2 separate regions of the Homo sapiens genome follow, and region 2 is linked to region 1. Evidence: chromatin contacts called from ENCODE POLR2A ChIA-PET data. All regions are on one chromosome and are shown on one strand. The core of a region is the stretch at or near the end of the contact, and the rest is flanking DNA. Distances in the headings are between cores, read along the strand shown. Region 1 overlaps MSRB3-AS1 (MSRB3 antisense RNA 1). Region 2 holds the start of MSRB3-AS1 (MSRB3 antisense RNA 1).

Region 1 (6,960 bases), core at 2,115-4,614:
ATTCAATCCATGGACATTCATGCTTCTGCGGGAAGTTAGGATTCCTCTGGGCACCTCAGCAAGATTTGCTCTCCTGCTTCCTGCTAGTACCAAGGTCAGACATATCCCTCTGGAGCTTGGCCTATGATTTTCATTCTTTGAATATCAACCCTAAGAATTTCACAGCCACATTTTTCACTCTCCAACAGTGTCTCCCTGACACAGCACATCCATCCGATACATAGCTGCTTTCCTCAGCCTTTTCTCACTTTTCAAGCTTCCCACATGGGTTATTCTGCAGAGGGAGATAAACTCAGTTCAGTTATTTCTCTGTCTCAACTCTTATGCTGGTCACCTCCTAGTGCCCCCACGAGGGAAGATGCACTGCTTTCTTCCTTGCCTTCTGCAGCATTTCCAACTGCCTTTGAATTTTTGTCACTTATACTTTTGAATTGCACTTTTTGCCAGTCTAACTCTTCATGTTGGCATCTGTATTCTGATTTTGTCTGGCTCTGGGGCCGGGTTGTCCAAGCCTTGTTTTTTTCTATTTTGACTGGAGACATCATTTTGTCTATTGTTCAATTTGGTGTATGCAGTCGCCCCTCAGTATCTGCAGAGGATTGGTTCCAGGACACCCTGCAGATACCAAAATCTGTAGATGTTCAAGTCCCAGATACAAAATGGTGCAGTATTTCCATATCACCTAGGCACATCCTCCAGTATACGTTAAATCATCTCGTGAATGCTATGTAAAGTAATTGTTGTGTTATATTGTTTTTATTTGTATTTTTTATTGTTTTGCTTTTTTTGTTTATGAATATTTTCCATCTGCAATTGGTTGAATCTGCAGATAGGGAACACGTGAATGTGGTGGGCTGACTGTACCTTGAATGCTGTGACTTTAACTTTCAAGCACAGTTAAATGTAGCTGGGACACTTTTCCAATGGAGCTCATGGGGCGTTGGATGAGAAAGACTTTCAGATGGAGGCATGCTCTGGAAGAAAATGCGGGTGGGAGCCCCAGCCCAGAGATGACCTTGTCATTGGTTATAAATGAGCTCAAGTCTCTGCTTCAGTGCTGGGGATGACATGTTTTAGAAGACCTGGAGAGGAAGGGAGATTCCTCAAGGCATCGTGGATTCAATCCAGATGCAAGGGAAGGTCTCTGGGAATTCCCTGCGATCTGTGCTTTGCCTGAGAGGTTTCCAAGAGACATTATCTCAGTACATTCTGTTTTAATAAAGAACATTTAAGAAGACGGCATCTGGGGAGCATGTGCAGCCTACAGAGTTGCTATAGGTAAAAAAAAAAAAAAAAAAAATTCTTTCTGTTCATGATAAATCCACAATTGCTTGGCCAATGTGGATTTATTGCCACTAAATCTTCTCTGCTCATGGTAAGAGGTTCAGGTTGAGTAGTAACAATCCCCCCTCTGTAATGGTCCATGTGAGTAGAACTGGTGTGCTGTTGCCGGTTGTCCTGCTCTGATTCCTGGCTGGGTGGGGTGGTGCCTTGAATGTTATCTACGTTTGTCCAGCGACAAGTTTCCTCCATGTGTGGGAAACACCAACACTGTGTCAGCGGAACACCAACATCTCATTGTATTCTTTACCGATTTTGTCAGATGAGGACTGTTAACATCAAAGTTCTCCTTAGAACTTTGAAACAAACTTTCACCCCTAAAAACAAGAACCCTATCACGAAACCTGTTACCTATCTATTTTCTCTCTCTTCCTGGAGACAGTATATTATTTCCTGCCCTGCCCACCGATTGTATCTAGAGGGATTGTTGACAGTTTCTACTCATAACCTAGATACTTACCAAAGGAAAGAAAGGTGATCTGATGAAGCACATTGCATCTTATTCTAGCTTTGGAGAAAACCCTTTTTAAAACCAGGAAGCATCCTGGATTGGAAGGTCATAGACATTATTATTATTATTATTTTAGCCAAGATGTATACCCTGGCTAAATCTCTTACTTCTGGTTTTTTTGTTTTGTTTTGTTTTTCCTCATTATGAAGTTAAGAGTTTAGACCAGGTGATCTTTTTAAAAGATCCCTTTTCCATTCTAAATGCCAAAGATGCTTCTCTAAATAGTGTCTGCAAAAACACTGCTTGGATTGCACAGAGTTCATTTTCCTTTGGAGACATATAAAGTCAAACAATGGCAACATTTTAGTGCACGTATTGTCCCTCCTTTATGATGCTTCATCCAATTGACAACCAGCTCCTACCAAACAGTCAGACTTCTAAAACTATGCAGCGTATGCCTAGGGTTTTACTTTTTAAATGAACTACAAAGTCATGATAATGAACATTTATTGAGCATGTACTAAGCCTTTAGACGTAAAATCACTTTTGATTTAATCCTTACAAATATTTTCTGAGGTAGGTTCTATTATTTATCCCCATCTTACAGGTAAGCAAACTAAAATATGAAGCTGATAAATAACTTACTTGAGGTCATATAATAACATGATAGATCTGGGATTCCAATGCTGGCAGTCTCATACCTGAGTCTGCCCAGGTTCATTCCAGGAAAATGCTTTTGTTTGGTTTTGTTTTTCCACAGCCTCAATTATCTTAGGGTCTCTTTTGAAGGTGTTTTCAAGCACGATGCATTTCCCAAATGTTAGAGGCTACAACTTATATATGTCTTGCAGATATGATTAACTCAAGTTATATGCAAATCTCTTTCTATGTATACCAAACAATATATAGGAGCCCAGAAAGAATAAGCTTGGCAGTGAGTTTCCTAGAAAGAACCACAGAAAGAGTTGATTGCCAGTACTGGTGGATATTGATTCAGACACTGACTCAGGTTGTATGCCCTGGTAGGAGGGCCTGGCCTTTTCCCTGGGCCTCTGGCCATAACCTCCTTCGGATCTTAAAAAGACACTAAGCATTGCTTGTCATCATGAATGAGAAATATCGCCTGGTTATCCAGAGGGAGACCAACTGGTGGATCCTTTAGCCGTGACATGAGGATATGGCTCCAGCTGGAGTCTCTCCTCCTGCTTCTGTACTTAGCTCATCCTGGTTTAACCAAAACCCAAAACAACCCTCTCCAAGGGCTCTTCCCTGGCTCAGGGACACTCCATTTTAAGAAACGCTCACCGCGCCTAGTACTTTGCATGGTACATTATAAGCACTCAGTAAATATTTGTTACTTCGTGGCAAAATAGATCAATTCAGCAGTGATTTTTCACTTTTCAAAAGGATTCACTGCAGGGTTCCTTTAAATGGCCGGCTCCCCTGGTGCATTTAAAATGCGATTTGATTTATAGGAATTCGATGTACATGGTTCTGCAGGGCCACATCAATCGTGTAAAGTGAGCCGCATGTGCTCCCACTGACGAGCGCGTTGGCAGCTCTCCTCCATCGGCTTGGAATGCACACAAGCCTCGGGTCTGCTCTCCCCGCTTTTATCACAAAGGGGCTCATTTTGTGAATGAACAGCCACTGCCAACAGCGTGATGGTATTTTCAGTGACCTTTGCCCGGGGATTGGATTCCCGCCCAGCAGGGAGACAAGGCCTTAGGAAAAGGTTAGTTCATTGACGGCCAGGGCCTGCTGGGCTGAGGTCTGGGGAGGGAAAGGCTCAGAGAACTTTCCCTTTTTTGTGAATCACCTAAAGAACCCACCCTTCCCGCCTGGCCTGTGCCGCTTTCTCTCTTTGTCTCGGCATATTGGATTCTGTTCAGCAGGGTGGTTTTATAGCTCCTGCTGCTCCTGCTCCTGATTTTTTTTTTTTTTTGTAACTGTGAATAATAGTCCTAGTTTTGCCTTGCTGTTTCCCAATAGCAATTCTGGGGTCCTCGTGAGCTTCCGCCCCCTCTTCTCCACCCCCTTTCCTCCTCCTCCTCCTCCTCCTCCTCCTCCTCATAACCACGGCCTTTTCAGTTTGATGTTTTTAGATATCAAAGGAAGTTCTCCAGGAACCCTGCAACTAAAGACTTTAATGAGGACCATGCCCAAGAAATCCTGGCTGCCAAATACATGATGATGATTTATGTCGCTCACTCACTCCCTAACAGCAAGAGGACTATTTGTAAAAATAAAAAAGCTGCTCATATGGAATTAAACAAGAGCATAGCTGCTTCCTTCCAGACCCCAGGAGCTTAACAAAGAGCATCCACACTCCTCTCCAGCAGCACATGGCTCAGGGCCCATATTAGTCTTCCTGTCATATAAAGCTCAATCCTGTTAGCGCAGGCAGCAGCGCACACTCTCCCTATCGGCGGACCTCAGAAGGCACATTTCTGAGGACCGCACAAAATGTGCGCAAGGATGTAGGCACAGGCTCAGGCCTACGCTGAGCCATGGAAGGGTGGTGTGAGTCCAGAGGCTAGCAGAGCCACTGAGTTGCTGCTGGCGGCAGGCTGAGGCTGACAGTAGGCATTTGCCATCCCCTGTTTATTCCTGGCATCAGATAGCTGAGTGACATGGATGCCAACTGGGTTCTGGCCAGCTCAGTGGAGAGAGCTCTGGAGGGAGAAACCCTTATGCTTGCATTTCCTTATTTGTCAAATGGGTTACCTCTTAGTGTTGTTGTGAGCGGTGATGAGATCATACATAGAAAACACGTAGCATCATATTGGTAAGTGCTAATTATTATTATTAATTATTGCTATTATTAGTATTCTGTACTGTGGCTGCCATGAATTGGTAACACTCAGACCCCTTGCTTCAGGGAGAGTGATGGAGAGTAGCTGGCTGATTACCCCAGATGCCAAACTCTAAGTTCACATCCACATTCTCACCATGTTACTCTGCTTGACCCAAGGCCATGCTTCCTGTGGGCTGCTCCAGGCCATTGATGGAGCGTGGTATGGATGCCAACACAAGCTCATTCATTGAGAGCTAGGACTCCTCCAGCAACGACTTTAGCTCAAAGACTTCCCATCAGCCTGGCAGCAGCTCCTGGGAATTGTGCTACAGCCTGCGACTTTCTCCTACCTTGTTCCCCTTCTGTCCTCCCCTCCCTCTCCCTGTGTATTCTGCTCATCTTCCTTTCAACCTTTTCTCTCCCACATACACTTCCCTCAGTAAACCTCTTATGTGTCTAAATCCCTGTCTTGGTGTCTGCTTCTTGGAGGACCCGAAGTTACACACATAGTGACTGGGCTTTCTACCACGGCTGTACTGTATTAGTACTAACACCTTCTTAGATACACGGACCATTGTTCACTCTTAGTCATTCAACATTGGATAAATGTGTCATGGGTGCTTGATGCCAGGGACACAGAGATTGTTCTTCTCACGGACAAGGTGTACACTGATAGACAGATACATAAATCATCATAGTGATATGGTCAGTGTTCAAGTAAATGCATGTATAAGGAATGCAAGAATCCAGAGGAGAAAGTGGATTTTTCTGCCAGGGTGGGAGTGTGGGTGGGAGATAGACAGGGACGGCTTCATTAAGAAGGGGATTTGAACTCAGGCAAAAGGCACAAGCCACATGCTGTCACCCCCTGTCTTCAGTGTAGTCCAATGAGTAAGTAAAAAAGAAAGAACAGCCCAGAAGAGATGTGACATCATGCCCTTTCATGGGCTTTTTCTCACCTTTTTTACTTCTTCCTCCAATGACTGTAAAGGAGCGGTAATTATCCCAGGGATTTGAGACATAATCCACCTTTCAGAGTTGAAAGAGGCACAAGCGTCATGAGCTTTTCCCCAGTGGGAAGGCAACTCCTGGACAGGCAAGTGGGTGCAAGAAGTTGCTGTGGCAGCAGGAGAGCAGTAGGGGCATGAACTGTAGGCTTCGGAGATGGGGTCATTGCTAAAGCAGGGCTCACTCAGCCTGGCCCCAGATCCAGCCTCAAGAGTCTAGTGTGGATCTGTTATGCATGGATTGTACCCCTTCCCATCCCCTTACAAAAAATTCATCTGCTGAGATCTTAACCCCTAGTATCTCACATTGTGGCTGTATTTGTAATTGCCTTTAAAAAGGTAATTAAGTTAAAGTAAGGGCTTAGGGCTCATTAGGGTGGGTTCTAATCCAGTGTGACTAGTGTCCTTATGAGGAGTAGGAATTTGGACACAGAGGCATAGACAGAGGGAAGAGAGTGTGAAGAGAGAAGATGTCCATCCATAAGCCAAAAACAGTCCTGGAACAGATCCTTCCCTTCGGAAGGAACCAACCTTGCCAACATCTTGAACTCAGATTTCCAGCTTCCAGAACTGTGTGAAATAAATTTCGGTTGTTTGGGTCACTTGGTTGGTTGTACTTTGTTATGGCAATTCCAGCAAACTATTACAGGGTTCCTCCATCTCCCCTTATTGTGGATGGGATCTGGCCCAACTCTGCTCAGAAACTTAACACAGAGTGGTGAGCAGGGAAAGATGGCATTTTTCTTTCCCAGAGAACTGGATATTAACCTTTGACTACAGGAGAGGGAGCAGGAGTTGTGAGGCCTGAGGAAAAACAGAAAGTGGAGCTTACCAGTGAGGACTTGGTCATGCAAGATGCAGGAGAATTCACTAAAGAACGCAAGTCCCTGATGTCTCAAAACAAAAATGGGAAAGATACGTTTTTGCCCCCCTGATTTGAATGCTCAGATGCTGTTGGAGAGGAGGACAAGTTGTTCTGCAGAACTAAAAACAGAGATGCATCATCTGATAAGGCTCACAGTAGACGGCTTGCACAGCAGTCCAACAGGAAGAAAAAATGAGGAGCGGGACATGCTTAGGGACTAGAACCTAAACAGCAACTCATACAAAGCCTTTGCTTTGTCCCCTGAGGAAACTGACATGGGAATTCATGAGAAAGGACAGAGCGATCCCTCAAACTCCCATCTTGACGTTGCTGAAAAGGAAGGCTTCACTGGCCCTGGGTCAGAACCAAGAAACATGAGCAGTTTTAACTTGTAGGGTGTGATGTGACAGTCCAGTCACTTTCCCAGGGGCAAATCAAGTCACACTGTGACAGATACTACATTATAACAAGTCATGTCTGTTGAGGAGCTAACCCATGT
Region 2 (7,506 bases), core at 355-2,854, 130 kb after region 1:
AGAAGAGAGAATTAGTCCCAAGAGAGAAGTCAGCATGCTCTGAGCAGGCCTATTGCTCCATTGGTCGCACTTTCTCTAAAGGATGTCCAGAGTTCCCTGGCTGCTTAGGTTAATACAGCAGAAACAAGAGCACACCCTGCCGCTTCTCTAGCTCCAGCTCTGACCATCCTGTGTTCTCTTAAAGCAGCTGACTTGAAGAAAAAGTGAATGTCTTGAGCCCTTGGCTCTTACACCTATTCTACGAGCTAGAAGTGATTTCGGCAAGTGGAATCAGCTTGATACATATCACTTTTGTTTTAAGTACAACTACATTAAATGGAGCTATGTTTGTCCAGTGGCTGAAGAGGTTACCTGGAGCTAAGGGTTTGTAGAATAGTTGCACTCAAATATATTCAAGTACCTAGCAATAAAAATTAAATTGACCTTAAGAACTCTTGGTTATATTACTAATTTGTACATGCCTAAGATCAGAAGTGTGTCCTGTTTCCAATTCATCCTTTGTTTCCATTTCGTGTAGATATAAAACAGATCAGTAACTCTGGATTCTATAGAAAACATATTTGTCTAAGGTTATTGACCAGATAACAGAAATTTGGATAAACACACAATGCCTTGGTTTTCTTGATAATGTGTTACGTTTACAGAGAACCTTCTCATTCTCTTCTCATGTGACTCTCAAAAATCTCTAGAATGGGAATTATTATGACTCGATTTTACAGAGGAGGAAATAATAGAAACTCAGAGAATTTTATTCAATTGTTCATTTGTGCCACCCTATTCTTTGGGACCCAATTTTGTTCTGGGCAATAGAAATGTAGAGATGAAAAAAAAAATAAGCATGGCCTGTAGAAGTTCACCATCTATTATGTAGAACACATAGGTAAACAAAACATAGGCATGTGATCAGTATTAGGTTAGGCAGATGGACTAGATACAATGATGGAAAATGGAAAGAATCACCAAATTTGCCTGGCTGTGAGTGAGTAGTCTTCTCAAAGCTGGAAACCCTAGAGGTAGGATTGTTGTTGTTTTTTTTTTTGAGATGGAGTCTCAGTCTGTCGCCCAGGCTGGAGTGCGGTGGCGCAATCAAGGTAGATCTTAATAAGAAAGAATTTGCTAGAAAGACAAAGCATAAGGTGGAGGAGCAGCAAGAGGTAAGGCACAGAAGCACGGAACTGTGTGATCAGTTCAAGGAATAACAAGCAGTTCAGCATGGTTGTAAAGTAGAGAAGGAAGGAAAATGAGAGTGTTTGCTTTAGGAATAAGTTCACCTGTGATGATCAAGGAGGTTCTGGGTTGGTGAAATGAAGTCTTCAGGAACTTGGAGTTGTTCGGTCTTGTTTCAACACACATGGCCTCTATTTCCAAGATCTCTTCATACCTCCAAATGGCTGCTCTAGATTCACTCACCATATCCATATTCAGCGCAGCAGGAAGGGGGAAGGGAAAAAAAAAGGAAAAAAGACACGCACCAGCTGTCTTTTAAGATTTACAGGAGCTGCTGCAAGACACTTCTGCCTACAGCTCCTTGGCCAGAGCTGGTCACATCGTCACACCGCCTGCTGAGGACTTTCAATAGACTCTGTTATGATGATCAATGAGCTCAGTTAAAAATGTGTGGTTATATTAATAAAGAAAAATGAGAGTATGAAATTTGAGGACAACTACAAGTATCTGCCACTGAGTGAAAAGAGGAAACTGATCATAAAGGATTACAAAGATCATTGAATTAACTATGAATCATTGCTTTGAAGCTCCAACTTTGCCCTCTGGCCAATGGGGAGTCACTGAAGGGTTTTGATGGAGGACTTTGGATGACCACATTTCCATTTATCATTAGGATTGATGACAGACTGTAGAGGGTAAGATTGGAGACAGAGAGACCAGTTAGGAGACTGTTATGTTGATCTTGGTGAAAGATGATGGAGGTCTCAACTAAATAGCAGTAGAGAGATGGGGCAAAGGAAAGAAAAGGCAAAACACCAAGATCGTTACTTACCATGCTAGGTAAGTAGTAAGGGGCAGAATTTGAACCCCAATCTTTAATGCAAGTCCATGTACCATGAGATTCATGTGTTTTTTAAAAAATGTTTTAATTGACAAATAAAAATTGTATATATTATGGTGTACAGCATGATGTCTTAAAATATGTATACATTGTGTAATATCTAAATCAAGCTAATTAACATATGCGTGACCTCACAAACTTATTTTTTATGGTGAGAACATTTTACTACTACATTTACATCTACTGTCTTAGCAATTTTCAAGTATACGTTATTATTAACTATTATCACCAAGTTGTACAATAGGTCTCTTGAACTTATTCCTCTTGTCTAACTGAAATTGTATATCCTTTGACGAACATCTCCCCAATTCCAACTGCCCCCATCCAGCCTCTGGTAACCACCATTCTACTCTTTACTTCTATGAGATCAACTTTTTTCACATATAAGTGAAATCATGTAGTATTTGTCTTTCTGTTCCTGGCCTATTTCACTTAACATAATGTCCACCAGGTTTACTCATGTTGTGCAAATAACAGGATTTTCTTCTTTTTAAAGGCTGAAGAGTGTCCCATTGTGTATATATTCCACACTTACTTTATCCATTTTTTCCACTGAAGGGCACTTAGATGGATTCCATGCCTTGGCTATTGTGAATAATGCTGCAGTGGACATGGGAGTGCAGATATCTCTTTGACATACTGATTTTATTTTATTTGGATACACACCCAGTAGTGGGATTGCTGGATCATATGGTAATTCTATTTTTAGTTTTTTGAGGAAACTTCATACTGTTTTTCATAATGGCCATACTAATTAATAGTCTTACCACAAGTGTGCAAGAGTTCCCCTTCTCTACCTCTTGCCAATACTTATTATCATTCGTCTTTTTGATAATAGTCATTCTAACAGTTGTGTGGAGATGAGACTCATGTTTCTTAATCAACATTATAGTAAGCTGGATTTCAAACTACCACAAGCACTTTGCATCTATGTCATGTTGTGGAAATCAGATTTACCATGGTCCAGACCCAGGAACTAAAGAGTCCAAAAGCAAGACAACATTTGTGACACGATAACATTTTGAGATATTTTGTATTTTCTCTGCCTGCATTCAAGCAGATAGAAGACCCTGGGCTCCCTTGTCTTATGGGAGGTCTGAGACAGGACTTCCTGGGTTTTATTCCTAAAAGCCTAAGCACATGCCAGAGGAGAGAGTTTGAAGAGAGAAAGATTTTATCCAGGCTAGGAAGACAGTTTTCTTTTTCTTTTTCTTTGCAAGACAATTTTATTACTTGTAACAAGTAAGGAGAACACAAGAGATAGTTCCCAAAGCAGTGTCTGTCTGAGCAAAGGGCTGGGTCAGGTTTTATAAGCATAGGGTAATGAGGCATGATCTGACTGGATCTTGCAATGAGGTGATGCCAGAAGCATGACCTGACTGGATCCTGCCATGGGGTGATGCCAGAGCTCAAACTGATTGGATCCTGGATCCTGCCATGTGAATCCACCTTTTTTTTTTTTTTTGAGTTTGAGTTTGAATTTGACAAATTTATTGGTATTTTGGTAAAGACATTCATCTCAGTCGTTTCTCTCTCCCAGCTTGACCTTAGGTTAATATTTCATTTGGGTCAAGAAAAGAATATGTAGGAGAGCTATGTTGCTTTAACAAGAAAATGGACAAAAATGGATAGTTTGCCTCATTAAAGTAAGTTAAATTCATGCATCTTGATATAATGAAATCATATAAGAACTAAGAGTTCTATATATATTTCCATTGTTTTACTAGGGGCCTATTCTAAACTTAAATGCTAGTGAACAAAGTGTTAGGAATATACACAGGCTGCTTCTCTAGAGTTATTACCGATTAAAAGAGCTCAGCAAGCAGTTACCACCAATAAAACAGTCTGAAGCTGCCTCCAAATACAATACTGTAGGAGTTTTCAAGGAAATTTTTATACTGTATGTTTCTTTTGTCTGTGACAATGCTTTTAAAGATGTGCTTGTTACTTTTTTTTTAAAGTTCATATACAATACAAAAATACAAAAACAAACACCCTACAATACACAAATCTAACAAGGTATATGTGGTAAGATTCCAAAAAATGTTTGAAGATGCATTTCCTTTCCTTCTATTTCAGTATCTAAAATGTGCTTTTTGAGAGGCCATTGGTCAATATGTATACATTTAAAATAAACCATATAATTTTACTAGTAAGAAAGCCAGTAGTTAAGTTCAATTCAAATTGGATTTCATATTAAATCCTTAGACAAAGTTACAGAAAGTGCATCTTCTTGTTTTCCATCTTCATACAATGTTAAATTTTTTTTTGGTGTTTATACCTTGTAAAAAATAAAAACAGCCAAATACTTAAGCAATATGTACATTTAAATTTTTGGTGGTGGCTTGTATTTTAAAAAACCGCCTCCTTATGATTTGTGTCAAGTTCTGGTGAAAATGCTTACAGGAACTAGCTAATAAACAAAAAACAAGAGAAGCAAATTGAAAATACTGATTTACTTTTGTAGCAAATGGTTTTTCTTTGAGGACTAATGAAGATAGACAAGACCCATTAAGGTGAAGTGGGCTATTTCAAATATTCAACAGTTTACATTTTTAAAAAATTCTTTTAAGAGCTACGCGTCTGTATCCACTGACAGCAATGCAATACCTAATTTATGATGATTTGAAACAAAACAAATGCCTATAAGGAAAAAAAGCTATATTTTAATTTTATCTAAATTTACTTTCAGTCAATAGTTCAGTAGCATTTTCCTCCCAATACAATACTCCTCTCTATAAGGCTGTTCCTGGGAGCCAGACAAGTTTAGGTAATAAGGGAGTTAAGAGAGTAAGTGCTTGCAGTTTTAAACAAACAATAACTTTTTGTTTCCCTCTTAATGTGCTAATAGTTGTGTCTAAAAAAAAATGCAATTCTTAAAAAGATACCATTTCTGATTTATTTATTATCTGTAACCTTTGGAAACTAATCACATGAAACTACAAAATTAGCAAATGTCTTGAAATCTGTAGACAAAACATAAATTACCTCTAATTTCAAACTCTCATTTATTAGTGTACCACTCAATCTTTTAAAAAAATGAAAAAGAAAAAAAAAGCGGCTCCAAAGATAGTCTTATACCATTCTTTAAAAAGAGAAACTGTTCCTTTTAACTTTACACCCATCCCACACCCCAATTTCAAAACATCATTTAATTGTCTTGGTCATGGACATTTCCAAGATGAGATTTTATATTTTGCCCCCATAGTTTCTGGTTATCAGAAAACCCATGCTTTCCTTTATTGAAGGAGTTCGGTCCAGCTGATGTTGGTGTATCCATCTTCATCTTCATTAAGAGCTGCTGCTACTGAAAATTTTTGGAGCCAAGAGTTGGAACAGTTTCTTTAGGCTTACTTGATCCAAGTTTGATGGATATGGCTGACGCTTTCTTTGTCGTCTACCTAACGCAAATCCAAAGTTGGAGATCTTTGTAGGCTTTGTTGGGAGGTCTGCAGCTTCTTCACTGATCGCTTCTCAGAGCTGCGACTGGAACTTTCCCCTCCATTACTGGAAGAAACAGTTTTAGCTTTCACAGGTTTTTCTGCTTCTTCCTCAGGTCCTCCGGTAGCTCCAGCTCGCTGCGACTTTTCAGGCTGCTTCTCTCCCCTCTTCTCGGCCGCCATTTTCCCCACCACGGCCTCCCTGGTATCCACTTCTTAATTCAGTCCAATAATAAAAAAAAGAAAGAAAGAAAGAAAGAAAAAAACCTACAAAACAATTTCAAAATGAGGATCTTATATTCCACTAAATGATATTTACTAAAAGTTTAAAATACAGACATTTTCAATTTATAGAAAGACACAGAGTTTAACTCCCAAGTACCTTTATTGAACAACATCAGTAGAAAAGAAGGTGTTTATTACTTGGTGTTTAACAGAAAATACATTTATTATATGTTTAAAATTTCACATAGATGAAATATTTCTATAGCTTTCTCCTTTGTTTTTATAAACTTCTTATAAAACATATCTTTCAAAATAAACAGGATAACTTTATGTATTTATATGTTTCAGAAAAATATATAAAATGTGGGAAATAAGTGGCATTCAATATATGTTATTACATGGATATATGAGTAAAACAAAATGGTACTCTACTATATTATATACAAATAATGCATTTTGCTTTTTTTGAAAAATAAAGGATTATGATCTTGGAAATCTTTTTCCATAAGTAAATAGAGAAATACACCATTTATTTTAGATGTCCATGATGATTGAATTCATAGATATATAGTAGTTGCCTTTCTGCAGTTTTAGTTACCCACGGTCAACCACAGTCTGAAAATATTAAATGGACAATTTCAGGAAAAAAAAAAATCAGTCCACTAGCCTCCCTCTATGCACTTAGGTTTTGCCTGTGGTTGCATACCTGGTTCATCTGGGCCATACTCAGGTCATGTGACCTTTAACCTGGCCAAGCTCATCTCTTCAGCAGCCGCACAGCATAGTGAGCTAACCAACTGCGGTCAGCGTTTAATTGGGGATGAAGCTTGATCTTATAGAGGTGCTCTGCTTTTAGAACATCTCTAAGGCGCCTTTTCCTGGCTCCCTTTCAGGAACACGCATGCTCGCAGAAGCCATTACAATCCCGTCGTGCAGCAGCCTGTGCTATTGACCAGCCTAGAAGTCATTTTTCGACTCAAGGGGAGAAGGGTGGGTTTCTGCTCTTTCCTTGCACCATCTGAAGGACACGGCAGAAGATAAAGGAAAATGGCCATGAGATGCTCCAGCGGAGCTGGGTCCAAGGCCTGGCGCTCACCAAAGATTGCACTACTCTCAGCATGGTACAGGAAGACAACTGATGGGACAATGCAAGCTGGGACAATCTCCAACCCAAAGGGTATCTCAGAAAACAGCACTAGGTGAGACCACAGCACAACCCCAGTCAACCTTTAAATCAGAAAAGGAGCTGGAGGATGCAATTCATTGATGTATAGAAAGTTTTAAAAAGTAAAAACTGAAATACAGAAAACAAAGTTTGCAATGTGTAAGAAATAAAGGACTGAAATTTGTACCTACAACTCAGCCCAGTAGTGGAATCCTGTTTGACAACGAGGTTTTCTTTGCCTCAGGGAAGCATAGGGAAGCTATGGGGGAAGCAAGAGGAGCTCTAGAATGTGTTTTGTGACTGTCCCCTTTCCTTAATTTTGGTTCTGTGCGGAAACAAACACAGACTAAGTCTATGTATAGCCATATCCGCTATTCACTTGTAAATGTTCCAAATAATTCAGGTAGCCTCTCAGAAGACACTCCAGCATCACTTAGCTGGATATTTCAGGGCAACTCATGTCATGTTTGGAAATATCCAGATAATATTCTAGTTGTCATCTAGTTTTTTCCTTCACCAAAAAAATGCTCAGCTGGACGTGGTGGCTCACGCCTACAATCCCAGCACTTTGAGAAGCCGAGATGGGAGGATTGTTTGAGCCCATAAGT

What was found. ChIA-PET counts read pairs that join two places held with the same protein, here RNA polymerase II (POLR2A).
Region 2: POLR2A ChIA-PET joins it to region 1 with 11 read pairs in HEK293T. The contact joins the promoter of MSRB3-AS1 here to the enhancer-like site in region 1. POLR2A ChIA-PET finds 5 or more read pairs at or near these places in 2 of 52 experiments (AG04449 and HEK293T).

What each region holds. Positions count from the first base shown.
Region 1 is chr12:65,507,332-65,514,291 of GRCh38, forward strand. The region is part of intron 2 of MSRB3-AS1 (MSRB3 antisense RNA 1); the gene reads right to left. Among named protein-coding and RNA genes, the nearest start is that of LINC02454, 92 kb to the right of the region's middle. Within about 2 kb of position 3,365, at least 6 of the 41 ENCODE cell types and tissues checked have a DNase peak (open chromatin) inside an H3K27ac peak, as active enhancers do.
Region 2 is chr12:65,640,768-65,648,273 of GRCh38, forward strand. It overlaps MSRB3-AS1 (MSRB3 antisense RNA 1), which reads right to left and starts at 1,605. Exons shown (of 4, transcript NR_120431.1): 1 at 1,272-1,605. It also overlaps the pseudogene PCNPP3.